Linked DNA regions of Homo sapiens: region 1 is linked to region 2. A link is an interaction called in ENCODE POLR2A ChIA-PET data of the cell type or tissue named here. Cell type or tissue: PC-9. All regions are shown on one strand. Each heading gives the region's core, and the rest is flanking DNA. Links, peaks and the distances in the headings are about the cores only.

Region 1 (8,000 bases), core at 1-8,000, 120 kb after region 2:
AGCTTTTCGAAATCATTGTCCACATTTGGATTCAGTTGGTGAAATAACAAAAGAAGATTTGATACAAAAATCCCTTGTAAGAAACAGGTTTTTTCTTCCTTGAAAAACTATTCACTTTTCTCTTGAATGTGTAATTTTCATAAATTACTGTAATACTCTATGAGCAGTATTTTAAAAATATGTATGATGTCATTAGTGCATTAGTGAATTGTATGTGTTTGTGTCAATATAACCAATGTTGTCTTTTTAATTTCTTTTTATAGGGTACTTGTCAGGATTGTAAAGTCCAAGGACCAAATCTTTGGGCATGTCTGGAGGTGTGTATATGTTTTTTCCTGAAAAGATTGCTATAATAATAATAAATTTGGATCTGAATAATCATAACCAGAAAATTTTTGATACTTAAAGTGATTTTTGTAAATTAAACTTGCTTTTAAAAGGTCATTATTAATAACAAAAATTAAACTTTGGAAAGATCTTAATCTGTAGTGCTTTTGTAGTTTTTAGTAAATCACTCAGCTATTTTATGCTTGCCTTTTATTAGAAATGACATAGCTTTTAGCTTAGAAATATATCCTGGTTTTATTTTGTGCCTGGAAACATTTGGTTAAATTTAATGACTGGAAAGTCATTTACTCATTGAATGTAAAACAGGTAATCCAAACTTAATTGTAAATGTAATTGTAATGCTGTTATAAATTTACATGTATATTATAAAGTACCTTATTTTTCTTCCTATATAATTATTTATAGAATAGATGTTCATATGTTGGCTGTGGTGAATCACAAGTAGATCACAGCACCATACATTCTCAGGTATGTATATAAAAAATTTAATGGAAGACTTGTTAAAAAAAGTGCCTGAAGGAAAGGGAAAGCCAGTATAACATTATTAATTCAAGTTGTAATTCAAATTTGCACTCTAAGTTAAAACTTCACTTACATTCTCTGTGAAGGATGGGGAAGGGAATTGCTAGGAGGATGAACATTAGAATGAGGTTGTGATTAAGAAAGCACTGATTTCAAAAGTGTACATCCGGCCAGGCATGGTGGCTCACGCCTGAATCCCAGCACTTTGGAAGGCCAAGGCAGGTGGATCACCTGAGGTCAGGAGTTCGAGACCAGCCTGGCCAACATGGCGAAACCCTGTCTCTATTAAAAGTACAAAAAAATTAGCTGGGTGTGGTGGTGGGCACCTGTAATCCCAGCTACTCGGGAGGCTGAGGCAGGAGAATTGTTTGAACCTGGGAGGCGGAGGTTGCAGTGAGCCGAGATCGTGCCATTGCACTCCAGCCTGGGCAACAAGAGCGAAACTCCATCTCAAAAAAAAAAAAAAAAGTGTATATCCAGATATTTGAAGGTGATAGCTGGCATATTAGGAGGTTGAAGCCCAAGAGAGAGTGGGTGCTTAGGTTTATGACATGGCCTGGCTAACTTCTTTAAGTCTCAGCTCATGTCATATTGCCTTTTCCTGCACATAGTCCTAACTGGACTCACCTTTCTGCTTTGCTCTGGTTGTTTGGTACTTCCCATGTAACTCTGGCATGCCTCTTCTATAGTGTTATGTAGAGCTCCCATTCTAAATGGAAAGTTTCTCGAATGACTTTGTTTTAAGATGCACATTGATACCTCTACAGCATCAACTGTTCTCAACCAGGATTCCTCTATAGAATTAATTAAGCCTGAATACCCAAGCTCTGAGTCATCATTGTATATCATTTGCCTCTTTCTGTGCATCTAAGATGGTATTTGCTGTGTACCACCATTGGGAGAATTGATAAATTAGTCACTCAGATCATTTTTTGTAGGGCTTAATTCTGTAGCAGAACTCTGGTTGTGAAAGGCTAGACTTTTATCTTTCCAAGATTATATATTCTGTATTGCTAGAGCTGTTTTATGCCTTGACTCATGTCATTTGTGTTCTTTTGCCATTCTGATTTCTTAGAATAGTTACTTGCTATTGTTAATTATTTTCTTGTGTTATATTTATTTGTAGACTGCAAAGCAAGGTCTTACACTCTTGCGTTTATCTTTTTGTATAATGAATAGTGAGGGGAGAATGGCAGAGTAATTTCTAGAGTAGGCTTAGATGTTGTTACTGTTTATTATACCTTAGAAGTTTATCTAAAGAATTTTTTTCATGTTCTAAATTAGCTTTTGAGTATATTGTTACTCATCAAAGGCAAGCAGTTTATCTTCTGTTATCTTTTGAAGAAGTCTTTTCAAGTATATGTAATTTTGGTTCCTCTTTTCCCTCTACTGTGAAATTATATAGGAGACAAAGCATTATCTAACTGTGAACCTTACCACTCTTCGAGTATGGTGTTATGCTTGCAGCAAAGAAGTATTTTTGGATAGGAAATTAGGAACTCAGCCTTCATTGCCTCATGTAAGACAACCTCACCAAATACAAGAAAACAGTGTCCAGGTAATAATCTAGATCCACTTAGTTAAGCTGTAAAACATTCCGGTAATAATTTCAGAATTTGTCATGTAGCTGAAATTTTCAAAAGGAATACTGCCTAACCTGTACTTTGAAAATTTCTGTAATGTGCCTTTTTTCTCTCAAATAAAGCACTCAGACTCCCCTTTCTTGTGTTGCTTAGAGTGCTAGATTAGGGTGAGATTGAAGCCCACCTGTTTGAAGATGGAAAAGGCCCTAATGAATTTTTGAAGTTTTTTTTTTTAAATGACTCAAGTAGTCTTTATCTTTTTCTGGTAAGTCTGATTTCAAGAAAGGTGGTGGGCCTTCTTTGATAGCATATGGCAGTTACTAATTCAGCTCTCTTCCCCGTTCTCTCCTCCCCTCCATCCCCTTTGTATTACTGTGAACATTTTACTTATTATTGACAACAAAGTAGAATATAATAAAGCTTAGCATCAGTCTTTGGGTTAAAGATTTTTCTCCCTTTGGGCTGGGTGCGGTGGCTCACGCCTGTAATCCCAGTGCTTTGGGAGGCCAAGGCGGCTGGATCACGAGGTCAGGAGATCGAGACCATCCTGGCTAACATGGTGACACCCCGTCTCTACTAAAAATACAAAACATTAGCCGGGTGTGGTGGCGGGCACCTGTATTCCCAGCTACTTTGGAGGCTGAGGCAGGAGAATGGCGTGAACCTGGGAGGCAGAGCTGGCAGTGAGCCGAGACCTTGCCACTGCACTCCAGCCTAGGTGACAGAGTGAGACTCCATCTAAAAAAAAAAAAGAAAAAAAGATTTTTCTCCTTTTGGATCAAGAGACTTAGAAAACACATGGGTTTGCTTGCAGAATTTATCACTTAATTTTCAGAATTCTTAAAGTCATAGAAAAATAGGAAAAAGGAAATTAACTTAGAATAGTTGGCTTCTTAATCAGATCATCAGTTGATCAGAATTTGATCAGATTTGATTAACAGCAAGTTTTTTTCCTCATGTGTGTTATAGAAATCACATATTTCTGTACTTGTTCATTGATACCAACTGTCAGGTTTTTCTGTTGTATGTTTGTATCACATTCTTATGGTAGATATTTGTGATAATAAATTTGCTTGCCTTACACATGAAAGATGGCTAGATTTTAGTCAAAGAATAATTTCTTGCATTTTCAGTTTCTCAGTTGAATGGCTCTAGTTAATTATAACCATTACTGTTTCTCCCACTTATACCTATTTATCATTCACAAACATGTTTAGTCTTTTTCAAAAGTCCAGATAGTATGAAAATGGCCGTTTCGTTGAATCCTCTTACATTATTAACAAAAGTTTGTCCCACTGAAGATAGCTGAATGGTAATAAGTAGAAAAAGTTTTAAAAAAGAAAAAAGTGTAATGTTATGACTAAAGTTTAATCACACAAGGAACTAATAATATATAAAGGCAAAACTATCAGCATCACTTACTAGAGAAGTAAGTTAAATAAGCTATCTGTTGCCATTTCTGCCAGAAAAGATCAAGATTACAAACTTTAATAAATGTTGAATCTGATAGAATAAGTATACTGATACTTTCCTGATGGCTTGTTAATAATTTTCTGATGACTTGTAAATATGTTAACACATAAAAGGCATAAACTTAATTTCATTCAACTTCCTTATGATCCCATTGTTGAAGAAATTATTCAGAAGAAAACAGTGGTTCAGATAGATTTCTTTAGTGGTCCAAAACTTATATGCTGTTGAAATCCAGTTTACCACAGGATATTTGCAAAATAGTAAAATATTGGAGGCCATGCAAATATTAATAAGATTTTTCAAATAGACATTTTTTCTAGATAGTAAAATTTCAGGTGATTTAAGCCTCTGTACTTCTGTGTATTTAGATATTTTGTAGTGAGCATGTATCTTTTTAAAAGCAATTACTTTATGAAAACAAAATGAAAGTATGAAGTCCACTCAAATGTCCAGTCTCTACAGATGTCAGGAAAGTAAAATCGTTGGGAATTAGTGCATATGCCTGCATTTTAGAGGTAAAGTAAGGCTATAATAACTTGGAGAACCAGAGTACATGCTAAATTCTTTCTGCTATTCAGTTTCCTTCTCTGTTTGGGTGTTGCTGAATGTTGGTTCATTGTAGTTCAATCTTCTGATATTACAAGAGAACTTTCAAATTTTGATTTTTATTTGTCGTCTCCGAATTTTTTAAACTTTAGCTCAAAGTTTTTTTCGTTTTTTTTTTTAAAGTGTTTACTAGCATTTGGCTAACAGGTTATCAGTTGCAACCTCTGAGTCAAGCCAATTGTTGGAAATTAATATTAGAATATTATTATTTAAAGTAAGTGCTTGAACTATTTAATATACGTAAAAGTGTGCAGGCCGGGTGTGGTGTCTCACACCTGTAATCCCAGCATTTTGGGAGGCCGAGGTGGGCGGATCATGAGGTCAAGAGATCAAGACCATTCAGGCCAACATGGTGAAACCCCTTCTCTACTAAAAATACAAAAATTAGCTGGGCGTTGTGGCATGCACCTATAGTCCCAGCTGCTTGGGAGTCTGAGGCAGGAGAAGCGTTTGAACCCAGGAGGTGGAGGTTGCAGTGAGCTGAGATCGTGCCACTGCACTCCAGCCTGGCAACAGAGTGAGACTCTGTTTCGGAAAAAAAAAAGTGTGCAAAGTAAATACAGTAATAAGTATCAGGAGAGATTGTAGAAGTCTATAGATAATGTGTTATGATGAAAAACTTTTGCCTTTTTCCCTGTTGAAAATGAGATCTGAGAAGACAGTGTAGGATAGTATCCTTCGGAGATCTTTTTAGCTATGGTTTACTGTCACATAATTGCAGTTATTGTGGAGTTTTAATTCAGAAAATTCGGTTGTAAAAAGTGCCTTTTTAACTCAAATATATATGTTAATAAAGCGGGACTGACATGCTATTACCCTAGGGTTTTATTTCCTTCAAAATATAAATGTAAGTTTAATTGCTAATACCACAAATTCTTATGGTTCCACTATTAAAATAACATCTCAATAATTTTTATGGTATAGATGTTATATAAGTTACAATTAAAACTTTTTTTAAATTTAAGGATTTGTTCAAGTGTGCTATCTTTTTTTGTTATCAAGGATTTTAAAATACCCAGTAATACAACATTAAAAACTCCTCTGGTTGCCGTATTTGATGATCTGGATATAGAAGCGGATGAAGAAGATGAACTTAGGGCCAGAGGTAAATTAATCCTGTGTAACGCTTCTTTGTATGGCACTGCCCATTTCTTTAGAAAACCATATAATGTAAAAGTTTCAAAATGTGGAGGTAAAATGGGCTTGATAATTAAAACAAAAGGACTCTGAAATTTGGCCTAGTAAAATTTTATTTGCAAAACAAACTTTTGGTTTCTCTGGTGTCAGTTTACCAAAGGTAGGATCCTACTTACTCTTTTGCAGTTGAGCCTTATGATCTTTTTGTTTAACTTGCCTTTTGAGGTCTGTTTGAACAGTGTTTCTCATTTTTCTATTGTCAGTGATGGGGAGGTATTAGGTATAAAGGTATTCCCTTAGCAGAAGTTCCGGGGAAAACATTTGGAAAAAGAATCAGGTGATACACTTCTCCCTTCTTCCCCTAAATTGAGAACCGGTCTATTTGGATTTTTCATATTCTTTTAGGCCCACTGTTCTTAGTATAAGCTTAAAATTTTCTGTTTTATAATTGATACTAGTGGTACATTGAATGTATATTTAGATAATTATCTGGAAATTAACACTTTGGTTTAAGCTTAACATGACTAGAGATAAGTTATAAATATTTTATGTATTTCCCAGTTTTAACCCATTAATTTAGCTCACACTATTAATTTTACTGGATACTTATCAATAAGTGGTAATTCAGTCTTGTTTTAGAGATTTTTAGAATTTTAAATTTTCTTCATTTTGCTCCAAATCCAAATAGCATTTATAATTTTTTGTAGTATTTATTTCATCTTTTAATAATGAAAGTAAACTGATGAAAGTGAACTTGACTATATATGGAAGAGATAACAGTCATTCAATGGCTCGTTTTAATATTAGCTTGAACCATATGAAATTGCCATTTTTGTAGATTGTCAGCAGTTTCCTATGGTTCAACCTAATAAATACTACTTTCTTTTTTTCTTTTTTTTTTGAGATGGAGTCTCGCTCTGTTGCCCAGGCTGGAGTGCAGTGGTGCAATCTCGGCTCACTGCAAGCTCCGCCTCCTGGGTTCACACCATTCTCCTGCTTCAGCCTCCCGAGTAGCTGGGACTACAGGCACCCGCCACCATGCCCGGCAAATTTTTTGTATTTTTAGTAGAGATGGGGTTTCGCCATGTTAGCCAGGATGGTCTCGATCTCCTGACCTCGTGATCCACCCACCTCAGCCTCCCAAAGTGCTGGGATTACAGGCGTGAGCCACTGCGCCCGGCATAAATACTACTTTCAGTGCAATACGTTGAAATGGAAAGGAAAAGGGTGTTTGCTTATCATTTATCATGACGAGTTTTTTTGCATTGTCATTAATTTTCTCAAAATAATTAAACTTTAGTTATAATAAGAAATGTAAAAGTCTCAATTAATGCTTTTTAAAAACACGTAGTCTTAAATGTTAATAGGAAAGACTGTTCTTCCTGTGCAAATTTCAAAGTTTGAACTGTTTAATCCTTGAATTTATGTAAAACTCAAAATTTTGGTGATTGTAAGGCTTCCCAAAGTGTGACCTCTCTGAATTGTTCAAGTTGCTATATTGTATTTCCGTGGTCCTTAATGTAATTTGGGAACCATATTAATGACCCCTAAAATTGAGTCATTTTGCATTATTGAATGATGACTTCATGTATATTTTTTCTTAATAGGTCTTACAGGTTTGAAAAATATTGGAAATACTTGTTACATGAATGCAGCTTTGCAGGCTCTTTCTAATTGGTAAATAGAGAAATTAATTTTGTTTTATTTGTATAATTTTTTAAGTTATTTTTTGAGCAGAAAACCTTGCAACTATAGTAGTTGACTAACTCAAGGTAGAACAGGCAAGAATCTGGTTTGGGACATAACCCATTCTTGTCCCAACGATGTTACTCTATGTATACCCGTAGTTTCTTGAGGCTGCTGGTCCTTGTGTAAACCCTGGGTAGTTGTGTGTCTTTGAGCAAGTTATTGTTTCTTACATCTAGAAAATGAGTGTCAGCTAATTATTCAGATCACTTTTAATTCAGAGATCTTATGAAAATATTTTATATTTTTCTGTAGATGGAAAGCCTTTAATAAAGGAGTTAGATTTTTTTTTTAATCGTAGTCTTACAAAATAGATATGTCAGGTGGTTTTACTCAAGTTTGGATGCATTGAGTCAGGTGATATTACCCTTGAAATTAGATGCATTGAGTCTGGACCAAAATTCAGAAATCAATGACTTTGACATTACCCTTTCCCTTGGATTAAATTATAGAGCAGTGATTGGAGATTGAACGTATGTCTACAGGTTGAGTATCCCTCATATGAAATGCTGGGAATCAGAAGTGTTTCAGATTTTTTTGGATTTTGGAGTATTTATTTGCATTATGCTTACTGGTTGAGCTTTC
Region 2 (10,991 bases), core at 1-8,000:
ATCATTTATTTAATCATCCTAAAAACCCTCTGAAATGAGGTAATATAAATACAATTCTATTATATAAATGAAAGAATTAAAGTTCAAAGGGATTGAGTCTGAAAACTAGGTGTGCAAATGGCTCAAGGAAGGCTTGTTTTGTTTTATCATCATCTGGACAAACCTTGCATAAAGTAAGGTGGTTCCTTACAGTCTGAATGAAGTTCTTGTCATTGCTTCTGCCTCATTCAACTACATGAAGATGAGGCAGTTCAATTTGTATTCCAGATTTCTGAGACCTACGCTATTTCCTGTAACCCTCTTCCTGAACAGGATTGAGGTAATAAAAGAGGAGGCATTAGTAATAATAACAGTGATGGTTATAGCAGCAGATCTAATGATAATTCTCACCATGACATTTACAGAGTTTATGGCAAACTGGAAATAATTTATGAGAAACAACTTGGTTGAAATAGTGTGGACTTTATACATAGTTCAACCCGAGCATAACTTAATGCCCTTTTCAACTATCCACAAAAATTTTTCTTCTATCAAAAATTTAATGTCTTAATCTTCAGTTCAAAGGGTAAAAACAACTTTTGTAAATGGTAAAAATCTTGCCAACAGAACAAGTTTACCTTTCGTGCTTTCACAATTAAAGCTGATAAAATTTTCCTTCCGCTCTCAGCGAGGAATATCCTGTTAGCTGATTCTGAAAGAATTACCTGAAAAAATATTCATCCCCAAAGAAAAAAGAGACCTATAATGAATGTGAATGGACATTCAACTTAATAGCACAAATAATCCTAAAACAGTTAATGCATTGCATGTGGTGCTATTTCAACAGGCAGCTCACAGAGAAAGTCCTAATTTACTAAAATAAAAAGAACTCTTGAAACCTATAGTCAAAAAAAGATTAAAGGGAGTTAAATTTGAATTTAAATTCTGTTCAAAATCATATTACAGTCTCAAATAAATTTCCTATAGCCCCAAAACATAAGAAAACAAATATATTCTTGTTATTTTCTTTTTAGAAAATCAATTTTATAATTGACTGAAATTAAATCTCAAATACACACTAATTAATAAGAAAGAGTGTTTTTATTTTAAGCAGCCATTTTTACACTCCTGAAGTATCAAAATATCCTGTTTTGACAAAGTGTCGTGGGCCTGGGAAGCCATGGGAGAGGATAATGAAATATGGAAACAAATGAAGGCAAGTAGCAGGGAGGAAAAATAAGTTTAGTGGACTTTATATTTGTCATTAGGAATAGGGATAATCAAGAGCACAGAGCTGTCCTGTTTATTTGCACTGGACTCTACAGCATGAGGGTGGGGATGAGTGGCTGGGTGAAGTCACTTAATGTTAAAAAAATACCTGAAAAGCCTGTCGAATACAGTGAAGTTTGGCAAGAAAATCACTGTCTCCTAGGCACTCCAACATTTCAGTTCTATGTAATAAACAGGGGAGACAATTGTTAAACTACATTCAAGATCAAGCCTACTATAAATTTGGATTCAAACAAGGCTTAACCTCAGGACCTTAATATAAAACATGTTTTTTCAATACTGACAGAACATGTAAAAATAATTTTTTCTTTACTTGGACCTAAAAACATATTTTCTCCTATTTTCATAAACATTTTTAGTAAGTACCACACAAACACCTTAATATCCTTCATAAACATAAACAAAACTGAAATGGTACCTCAGTACTCTGGAGTAAATTTTTCCTTCTTCAACTAAATGCATGGCTTCCTCGTAAAATGGGCAGTGACAAAGGGACTCCAGGCTGTAGGTATGCCGTACTTCTCTGTGTTCTGCAAGCTAAGAGCACGGTGGGTTAGAACAGAATACAGGCTAGGTGCAGTGGCTCATGCCTGTAATTGCAACACTTTGGGAGGATCATTTGAACCCAGAAGTTTGAAACCAGCCTGGGTAACATGGTAAGACCCTGTCTCTACAAAAATCTAAAAAAATTAGTCAGGTGTGGAGGCATGCACCTGTGGTCCTAGCTACCCAGGAGATTGAGGTGGGAAGATCACTTGAGCACAGGAGGTTGAAGTTGTAGTGAGCTGTGATTGTATCACTGCACTCCAGCCTAGCTGGCAAAGCCAGACCTGCCTCAAAAACAAAACAAAACAAAAACCCAGAAAACCAAAAAGCAGAATACACTGATATAAGAAGATAAACTATAAAGGAAAGAAAATAGGATTTTGCTAACATCAAAATACAATAAATTTGATTAAACCATAAAAACCATTCAAGAGGATTTTATAGCTAATAAAATCTGAATTGATTTTACTTCAATAGAGTTGTTAAAAAGAGTAAAACTTTTAACAAGCTTAGTTCATTCTGAATCCAATTATTTAAATCCACAGAACATACAGAAAACCAATACTGTATCTTTTTTTTTTTTTGAGACAGGGTCTCACTGTCACCCAGGCTGGAGTACAGTGGCAGGATCTTGGCTCAATGCAGCCTCCATCGCCCAGGTTAAAGCGATTCTCCTGCCTCAGCCTCCAGAGTAGTTGGGATTACAGGCATGCACCACCACACCCAGCTAATTTTTGTATTTTTAGTAAAGATGGGGTTTTGCCATGTTGGCCAGGCTGGTCTCGAACTGGCCTCAAGTGATCCGCCTGCCTCAGCCTCCCAAAGTACTGGCATTCAGGCGTCAGCCACCGCGTCTGGCCAGCAATACTGTATCTTATAGTTCACCAAAAAGAACAACTGAAGAAGCATTTTTTAAAAAGAGGAGGAGAATTTTATCATCCATAGATTACTTACAAGTATTATAACCTATGATTATAATGAAGCAAAACTTAGTACAAAAACAACAAAATAAGCTCAGTGTTGCTATTCTAAGACATATTTCCTTATATGTAGCTTTGATTAACTTTTGTATAACTGAAAGACAGTCGTGCTTTTGGCTAGCATAACAACTCTACATATGAAATTCCAATCTTCTGACAGTTCATTAAAAAACAATTGCAAACACTGTAGAGTAGCCAGCTAAGCAAAAAAAAAAAAAAAAACAACAACCCAGAAAACTTCTAGAAAACTTCTAGAGTGTTTTGTTTGGAAGAAACAGGATCTCGCTCTGTCACCCAAGCTGTAGTGCAGTGGCACAATCATAACTCTGCGGCCTCAAACTCCTGGGCTCAAGTGATCCTCCTGCCTCAGCCTCCCGAGTAGCTGGGGCTACAGGTACGCACCACCACATCCTCTAATTAAAAAAATTAGGGGGGGCCAGGTGCAGTGGCTCATGCCCGCAATCCCAGCACCTTCCAGCACTTTGGGAGGCTGAGGCAGGCGGATCACCTGAGGTCAGGAGTTCAAGACCAGCCTGGGCAACAAGAGTGAAACTCCGTCACAAAATAAATACATAAATACAATACAATACAATACAAGTTACAAAGCAAAAACAAAAAAAAAAAAACCAAAGTACACAGGCAACAAAGAGCAGAGTGAATGTAATAGTACCTCGCATTTCAATACTAAAAACTGAAATTATGTCAAGCACTCTCTTAGACCACAGTGGAATAAAACTGGAAATCAACTCCAAAAAGGACCTTCAAAACCATGCAAATACATGGAAATCAAATAACCTGCTCCTGAATGCGCACTGGGTCAAAAACAAAAGCACGATGGAAATTTAAAAATTCTGCGAACTGAATGACAAAAATGACACAACCTATCAAAACCTCTGGGATACAGCTAAGGTGGTACTAAGAGGAAAGTTCATAGCCCTAAACGCCTACATCAAAAAGTCTGAAAGAGCACAAACAGACAATCTAACGTCATACCTCAAGCAACTAGACAAACAAGAATAAACCAAACCCAAACCCAGAAGAAGAAAGGAAATAACCAAGATCAGAGCAGAACTAAATGAAATTGAAACAAAAAAAAATACAAAAGAGGAATGAAACAAAAAGCTGGCTCTTTGAAAAGATAAATAAAATTGATAGACCTTTAGCAAGATTAACCAAGAAAAGATGAGAGAAAATCCCAATAACCTCACTAAGAAAAGAAACAGGAAATATTACAACTGATACCACTGAAATACAAAAGATCATTCAAGGTTACTATGAACACCTTTACGCACATAAACTAGAAAACCTAGAAGATATGGATAAATTCCTGGAAAAATACAACCTTCCTATCTTAAATCAGGAAGAATTAGATACCTTGATCAGACCAATAACAAGCAGCAAGACTGAAATGGTAATTAAAAAATTACCGATTAAAAAAAAGTGCAGGACCAGATGGATTCACAGGAGAATTCTATCAGACATTCAAAGAAGAATTGGTACTAATCCTTTTGACACTATTCCACAAGATAGAAGGAACCCTCCCTAATTCAGCATCACCCTAATACCAAAACCAGGAAAGGACGTAACCAAAAAACAAAACTACAGACCGATATCCTTGATGAACATAGATGCTAAAATCCTTAACAAAACACTAGCTAATTGAATCCAACAACGTATCAAAAAGATAATCCACCACAATCAACTGGGTTTCATACCAGGGATGCAGGGACAGTTTAACATATGTGAGTCAATGAATGTGACACACCACATAAACAGAATTAAAAACAAAAATCACACGATCACCTCAATAGATGCAGAAAAAGCATTTGACAAAATCCAGCATCCCTTTATGATTAGAACTCTCAGAAAAATCGGCATACAAGGGACATACCTTAGTGTAATGAAAGCCATCTAAGACAAACCCACAGCCAACATAATACTGAATGGGGAAAAGTTGAAAGCATTCCCTCTGAGAATGGGAACAAGACAAGGATGCCCACTCTCACCACTCCTCTTCAACATAGTACTGGAAGACCTAGCCAGAGCAATCAGACAGGAGAAAGAAATAAAGGGCATCCACGTCGGTAAAGAGGAAGTCAAACTGTCACTGTTTGCTGTCAATATGATCGTTTACCTTGAAAACCCTAAGAAGTTGTCTAGAAAGCTCCTAGAACTGATAAAAGAATCAGCAGTTTCCAGATACTAGATTAATGTACACAAATCAGTAGCTCTTCTATACACCAACAGCGACCAAGCAGAGACTCAAATCAAGAACTCAACCCCTTTTACAACAGCTACAAAAAAATAAAATAAAATACTTAGGAATATACCTAACCAAGGAGTCCAAAGACCTCTACAAGGAAAACTACAAAACACTGCTGAAAAAAATCAGAGACGACCCAAACAAATGGCAACAGATCCCATGCTCATGGATGGGTAGAATCTATATTGTGAAAAGGACCATACTGCCAAAAGCAATCTACAAATTCAATGCAATCCCCATCAGAATACCACCATCATTCTTCACAGAATTAGAAACAACAATTCTAAAATTCATATGCAACCAAAAAAGAGCCTGCATAGCCAAAGAAAGACTAAGCGAAAAGAATTCTGGAGGCATCACACGACCTGATTTCAAACTATACTATAAGGCCACAATCATCAAAACAGCATGGTACTGGTATAAAAATGGGCACATAGACCAATGGAACAGAAGAGAGAACACATAAATAAACCCAAATAGTTCAGCCAACTGATCTTTGACAAAACAAACAAAAACATAAAATGGGGAAAAGACACCCTTTTCAACAAATGTTGCTGGGATAATTGGCTAGCTACATGTAGGAGAATGAAACTGGATCCTTATCTCTCATCTTATACAAAAATCAACTCAGGAAGGATTAAGGACTTAAACCTAAGACCCGAAACTACAAAAACTCTAGAAGATAACATTGGAAAAACCCTTCTAGACATTGGCTTAGGCAAGGATTTCATGACTAAGAACCCAAAAGCAAATGCAATAAAAACAAAGAAATAGCTAGGACCTAATTAAACGAAAGAGCTTTTTGCATGGCAAAAGGACCAGTTGACAGAGTAAGTAGACAACCCACAGAGTGGGAGAAAATTTTCACAATCTCTACATCTGATAAAGGACTAATATCCAGAATCTACAATGAACTCAAACAAATCAGAAAAAAAAAGTCCCATCAAAAAGTAGGCTAAGGACATGAATAGACAATTCTCAAAAGAAGATATACAAATGGCCAACAAACACATGAAAAAAATGCTCAACATCACTATGATCAGGGAAATGCAAATCAAAACCACAGTGTAATACCTACTTTACTCCTGCAAGAATGGCCATAATCAAAAAATCAAAACACAGTAGATGTTGGTGTGGATGCAGTGATCAGGGAACACTTCTACACTGCTGGTGGGAATGTAAACTAGTATAGCCACTATGGAAAAAAGTGTGAAGATTCCTTAAAGAACTAAAAGTAGAACTACCATTTGATCCGGCAAGCCCACGACTGGGTATCTACCCAGAGGAAAAGAAGTCATCATTCGAAAAAGATACTTGCACATGCATGTTTATAGCAACACAGTTCACAATAGCAAAATTGTGAATCAAAATTGTAGAACCAACCCAAATGCCCATCAATCGACAAGTGGATAAAGAAACTGTGGTATGTATAGATGAAGGAATACTGTGCAGCCATAAAAAGGATGAATTAACAGCATCTGCAGTGACCTGGATGAGACTGGAGACTATTATTCTAAGTGAAGTAACTCAGGAATGGAAAACCAAACATCATATGTTCTCACTGATAAGTGGGAGCTAAACTATGAGGACGCAAAGGCATAAGAATGATACAATGGACTTTGGGGACTTGAGGGGAAGAGTAGGAGGGGGGTGAGGGATAAAAGACTACAAATATGGTGCAGTATATACTGCTCAGGTGATAGGTGCACCAAAGTCTCACAAATCACCACTAAAGAACTTATGTAACCAAATACTACCTGTACCCCAATAACTTAATGGAAAAATAAAATAAGAGATAATCCTGGTGCCTCCATATTCTGGGAAAGTAACTTTATCTCCAACTTTCATGCTAACTGGTTGAATCTCTCCACTCTTTCCTTTAGAGCCTGATCCAACAGCAACAGCTATTACTGTTGCTTGCAATACTTTTCCTTGAGATTTTTCTGGAAGCATGATGCCTCCTTTGTGTGTGTGTGTTGTTTGTTTGTTTTTGGGTTTTTGTTTGTTTTTGTTTGTTTTTGTCAGGTCAGCCAGGCAATAGTGCAGTGGCACAATCATGGCCCACTGCAGCCTCAACTTCCCAGGCTCAAGTGATCCTCCCACTCATTTTTAAATTTTTCATAGAGACGAGCGTTCATTATGTTGGCCAGGCTGGTATCTAACTCCTGGACTTAAGTGATCCTCCTGCCTCAGCCTCCCAAAGTGCTGGGATTACAGTCATGAGCCACAGTGCCCAGCCGTAATGCCTCCTTTGGTTGTAGTTTCTGCAGCACATCTTTCAACCAATACTTGGTCAGGGTGGAAGAAACTTCCAAATGCTTGTCCTGCCATGACTCCTGACACTACAGCTTGTACTCTGCTCTCACACCCAAAACATTTTTTTATTAAAAAGGAAGAGAGCAAATTAAAAATCCACAAAGCTCACTGCTCTTATGGAGATTCAGCCATTTTACTTGATTCAATGTTCTCTGAATTTTTGCAAGTCTTTTATCCATTTTCAGAATTCTGAAAATTTTGTTTTTGACATTTTTTGCTTTGTGGAGGAGACTTTTGAATGTCTACGCTATGATTCTAGAAGTAACTCTCAAGGCTTTGGTTTTGGTATTTCACATGCAGCCAGTGCTGTGCTAATGCTTTCAGTTGATTTATTTAACCCTTACAAAAGCTCATAAAGTAAGTACTATTATTCACATTTTGCTGGGTGCAGTGGCTCATTCCTGTAATCCCAGCACTTTGGGAGGCCGAGGCAGGCGGATCACTTGAGGTCAAGAGTTGGAGACCAGCCTGGCCAACATGGGGAAGCCCCGCCTCTACTAAAAATTCAAAAATTAGCCAGGTGTGGTGGCACATGCCTATAATACCAGCTACTTGGGAGGCTGACACAGGAGAATCACTTGAACCTAGGAGGTGGAGGTTGCAGTGAGCCAAGATCGTACCACTGCACTCCAGCTTGGGAGACAGAGTGAGATTCTCTCTCTCAAATAAACAAATAAATAAATAATCCACATTTTACAGATGAAGAAACAGAGATTAAATTAGCAGGAACTTACCCAGAATCCCACAACTAAATGATAAAATTTAAACCCAGGCACATTATTCCAGAACTTAAGCACCAAATTATACCCTTCCTATCAGCCTTATCCAAACAGCCAAGGGATAAGAAGTTTCAGCATCAGCAATATTTATGATACATAAATATGTCCATTAGGCCAGATGCAAAAAAAAAGGTATGAAGAGATGACAGTATCTCACAGTATATATTCTCTACTTTAAGTAACATTTCCCCTCATATTTTAAGGAATATATGTTATGCTAAAGGGCAAAGTCTTCTTGAGGCTAACAAAACTAAACAGCTTTTTAAAAATAACTTAGAATGAAAATTCTTTAGATATTAAACAGTTTAAATTTTTGTACCACTGTCAAAACAAATAAGACCCACATACATGTACTATTAGTATTCTCTATCCTCTATTAGAGAAAAATCCTAAGAAGTAAACTGGGGGCCAGGTGCGGTGGCTCACACCTGTAATCCCAGCACTTTGGGAGGTTGACGTGCGCAGATCACTTGAGGTCAGAAGCTCGAGACCAGCCTGGCCATGATGGCGAAACCCCATCTCTACTAAAAATACAAAAATTAGCCGGGTATGGTGGCACATGCCTGTAATCCCACCTACTTGGGAGGCTGAGGCAGAAGAATTGCTTGAACCTGGGAGGTAGAGGTTGCAAGGTTGCAGTGAGCTGAGATCACACCACTACACTCCAACCTGAGTGACAGAGTAAGACTCTGTCTCAAAAAAAAAAAAAAAAAAGAAAGAAAACTAAACTGGGCTCCAATTAAACCCTCTACATGAAATAATTTCTAACAATAATAAGAAGACAATCCAACAATGGGAGATTCCAGAGTTGAGTCTTGAATTATTGATCTACCTTGCTTATTTGTTGGTTTGGTTTAAGTAATCGTTTAAAGAAGCCTCCTAAAATAAGACTGCAGCTGTGAGAATATATCATGTTGAAGATTTGATACTAGCTAACATTATTGACTCTTCAGAGACAATGCCAGCTTAGAAACATTTATTTAAATCATTAATCTTAAACTTTTTTAAACAAAAAGAAACTCATTAAAACATTGGTTGAAATTCTTATTTCAGAATACATCACATAGGAAGAATTTCTCAACAAAATTCCCAAACATGTTTTAAAAGGTTTTAGAAAAAAATTAACATTTAAATAGAGCTGAGAAGTTATTTCAGAAGCAGCGGTCAATAAGGCAGTTAATTTCAGCTATGGAACATGCAATTTACTATTAAAAGGGGGTCTTTTTTTTACTAGCTGAAATTTCCTATGTATTTTGAAATTATTCTTCTCCCAAAAGGCTACATTTAAAAAAAACTCATTTTAATATTTTCAAAAAGAAAAGTAATACTATATTTGTTTACACCAAATCATCATCCTACCTTTTGTTATTTCCCATATTTCAGAAGTACCATAAATATGACCATAAAAGAAATCAAACAAGGCCCGGCGCGGTGGCTCATGCCTGTAATCCTAGCACTTTGGGAGGCGGAGGTGGGTGGATCATCTGAGGGTCAGGAGTTCAAGACCAGCCTGGCCAATATGGCAAAACCCCATCTCTACTAAAAATACAGAAATTAGCTGGGTGTGGTGGCAGGTGCCTGCAATCCCAGCTACTTGGGAGGCTGAGGCAGGTGAATCACTTGAACACGGGAGGTAGAGGTTGCAGTGAGGCAAGATCGTGCCATTGCACTCCAGCCTGGGTGACAAGAGCAAAACTCCATCTCACAAAAACAAAACAAAAAAAAAAAGAAAGAAAGAAAGAAATCAAACAAGTCAACAACAACAGCAACAATAAAAACAGAAAAATAGATAATTCCCACATATGAAGCAACCAGTGAAAACTGTGTTTGGGGATTAGCTAAAGATTTCAAACATCCTAAATTACTTCTCTTGGGCCCCATGAGGTACAAGATGGACTGAGCCTTATCCTCCTTGGCATGTAATGACTTTGCTAAATTTGAAGTAATATTTTTTAAAAGCCTTAATCCAGACCAGGTCCTCTGAATGACCATGAATGAAATGTCTGAAGTTTCAAGATTATTACAAGTAGGGACATGAAATAGGCTAAGTTCTATTTTAATGTGGACCATTTTATACATGTTTACATTTTCCTTTCAAATCAATCACCTAAAATTATAAATAAGACTTACAGTTAAAGAAAGCAGGCTGTTACCAATCTGTATCCCTTAATAGACAATAGGAACTTAAAATAGCCACCCTCCAAATTGGGTCTTCAATGATTCTCTCACCCTGGTTACTCACATCCCAACCCACATTGAATAGGGCTAACCTGTGTAACCAACAGCACATTGTGGAAATGAAAGAATGAGATTTCTGAGGATAGGTCAAAACAGTCATCACTTCCACCTTGCCCTCTCTTGGGTCACTCCCTCTGCGGGAAGCCAGGTGCCATGCTGTAAAGATACTCAAATAGTCCTATAGAAAAGTCTATGTGGTAAGAAACTTAGGTCTTCTGTTAATGGATAGCACCAACTTTCCATTCATAGGAGTGAGTTATCTTGGGAACAGATCTTTCAGCCCCAGTCAAGCCTTCATACTTTTTTTTTTTTTTTTTTGAGAGAGAGTCTCACTCTGTTGCCCAGGCTGGAGTACAGTGGCACAATCTTGGCTCACTACAACCTCTGCTTCCCAGGTTCAAGCGATTCTCCTGCCTCAGCCTACTACGTAGCTGGGATTACAGGCGTGTGCCACCACACTGGCTAATTTTTGTATTTTTAGTAGAGACTGGGTTTCACCATGTTGGCCAGGCTGGTGTAGAACTCCTGACCTCAGGTGATCACCCATCTCGGTCTCCCAAAGTGCTGGGATTACAGGCGTGAGCACCACGGACGGCCATG

What was found. ChIA-PET counts read pairs that join two places held together with the same protein. Peaks named below come from ENCODE experiments on the same cell type or tissue, not always from the same donor. Only the 100,000 strongest peaks of a DNase experiment are listed, where the experiment ranks them.
Region 1: POLR2A ChIA-PET joins it to region 2 with 18 read pairs; 5 of 35 experiments call an interaction of 5 or more read pairs at or near these places.

What each region holds. Positions count from the first base shown.
Region 1 is chr1:77,733,693-77,741,692 of GRCh38, reverse strand. It overlaps USP33 (ubiquitin specific peptidase 33), which reads left to right. Exons shown (of 24, transcript NM_201624.3): 2 at 1-76; 3 at 264-317; 4 at 754-816; 5 at 2,276-2,428; 6 at 5,535-5,637; 7 at 7,277-7,346. Among named protein-coding and RNA genes, the nearest start is that of USP33, 22 kb to the left of the region's middle. In PC-9, for the core only: no CTCF peak of the experiment used is centred there; no DNase peak of the experiment used is centred there; H3K27ac peaks cover 496 bases.
Region 2 is chr1:77,849,753-77,860,743 of GRCh38, reverse strand. It overlaps MIGA1 (mitoguardin 1), which reads right to left. Exons shown (of 16, transcript NM_001416120.1): 9 at 1,688-1,806; 10 at 1,358-1,430; 11 at 618-704. It also overlaps the pseudogene HSPE1P25. Among named protein-coding and RNA genes, the nearest start is that of NEXN, 33 kb to the left of the region's middle. In PC-9, for the core only: no CTCF peak of the experiment used is centred there; no DNase peak of the experiment used is centred there.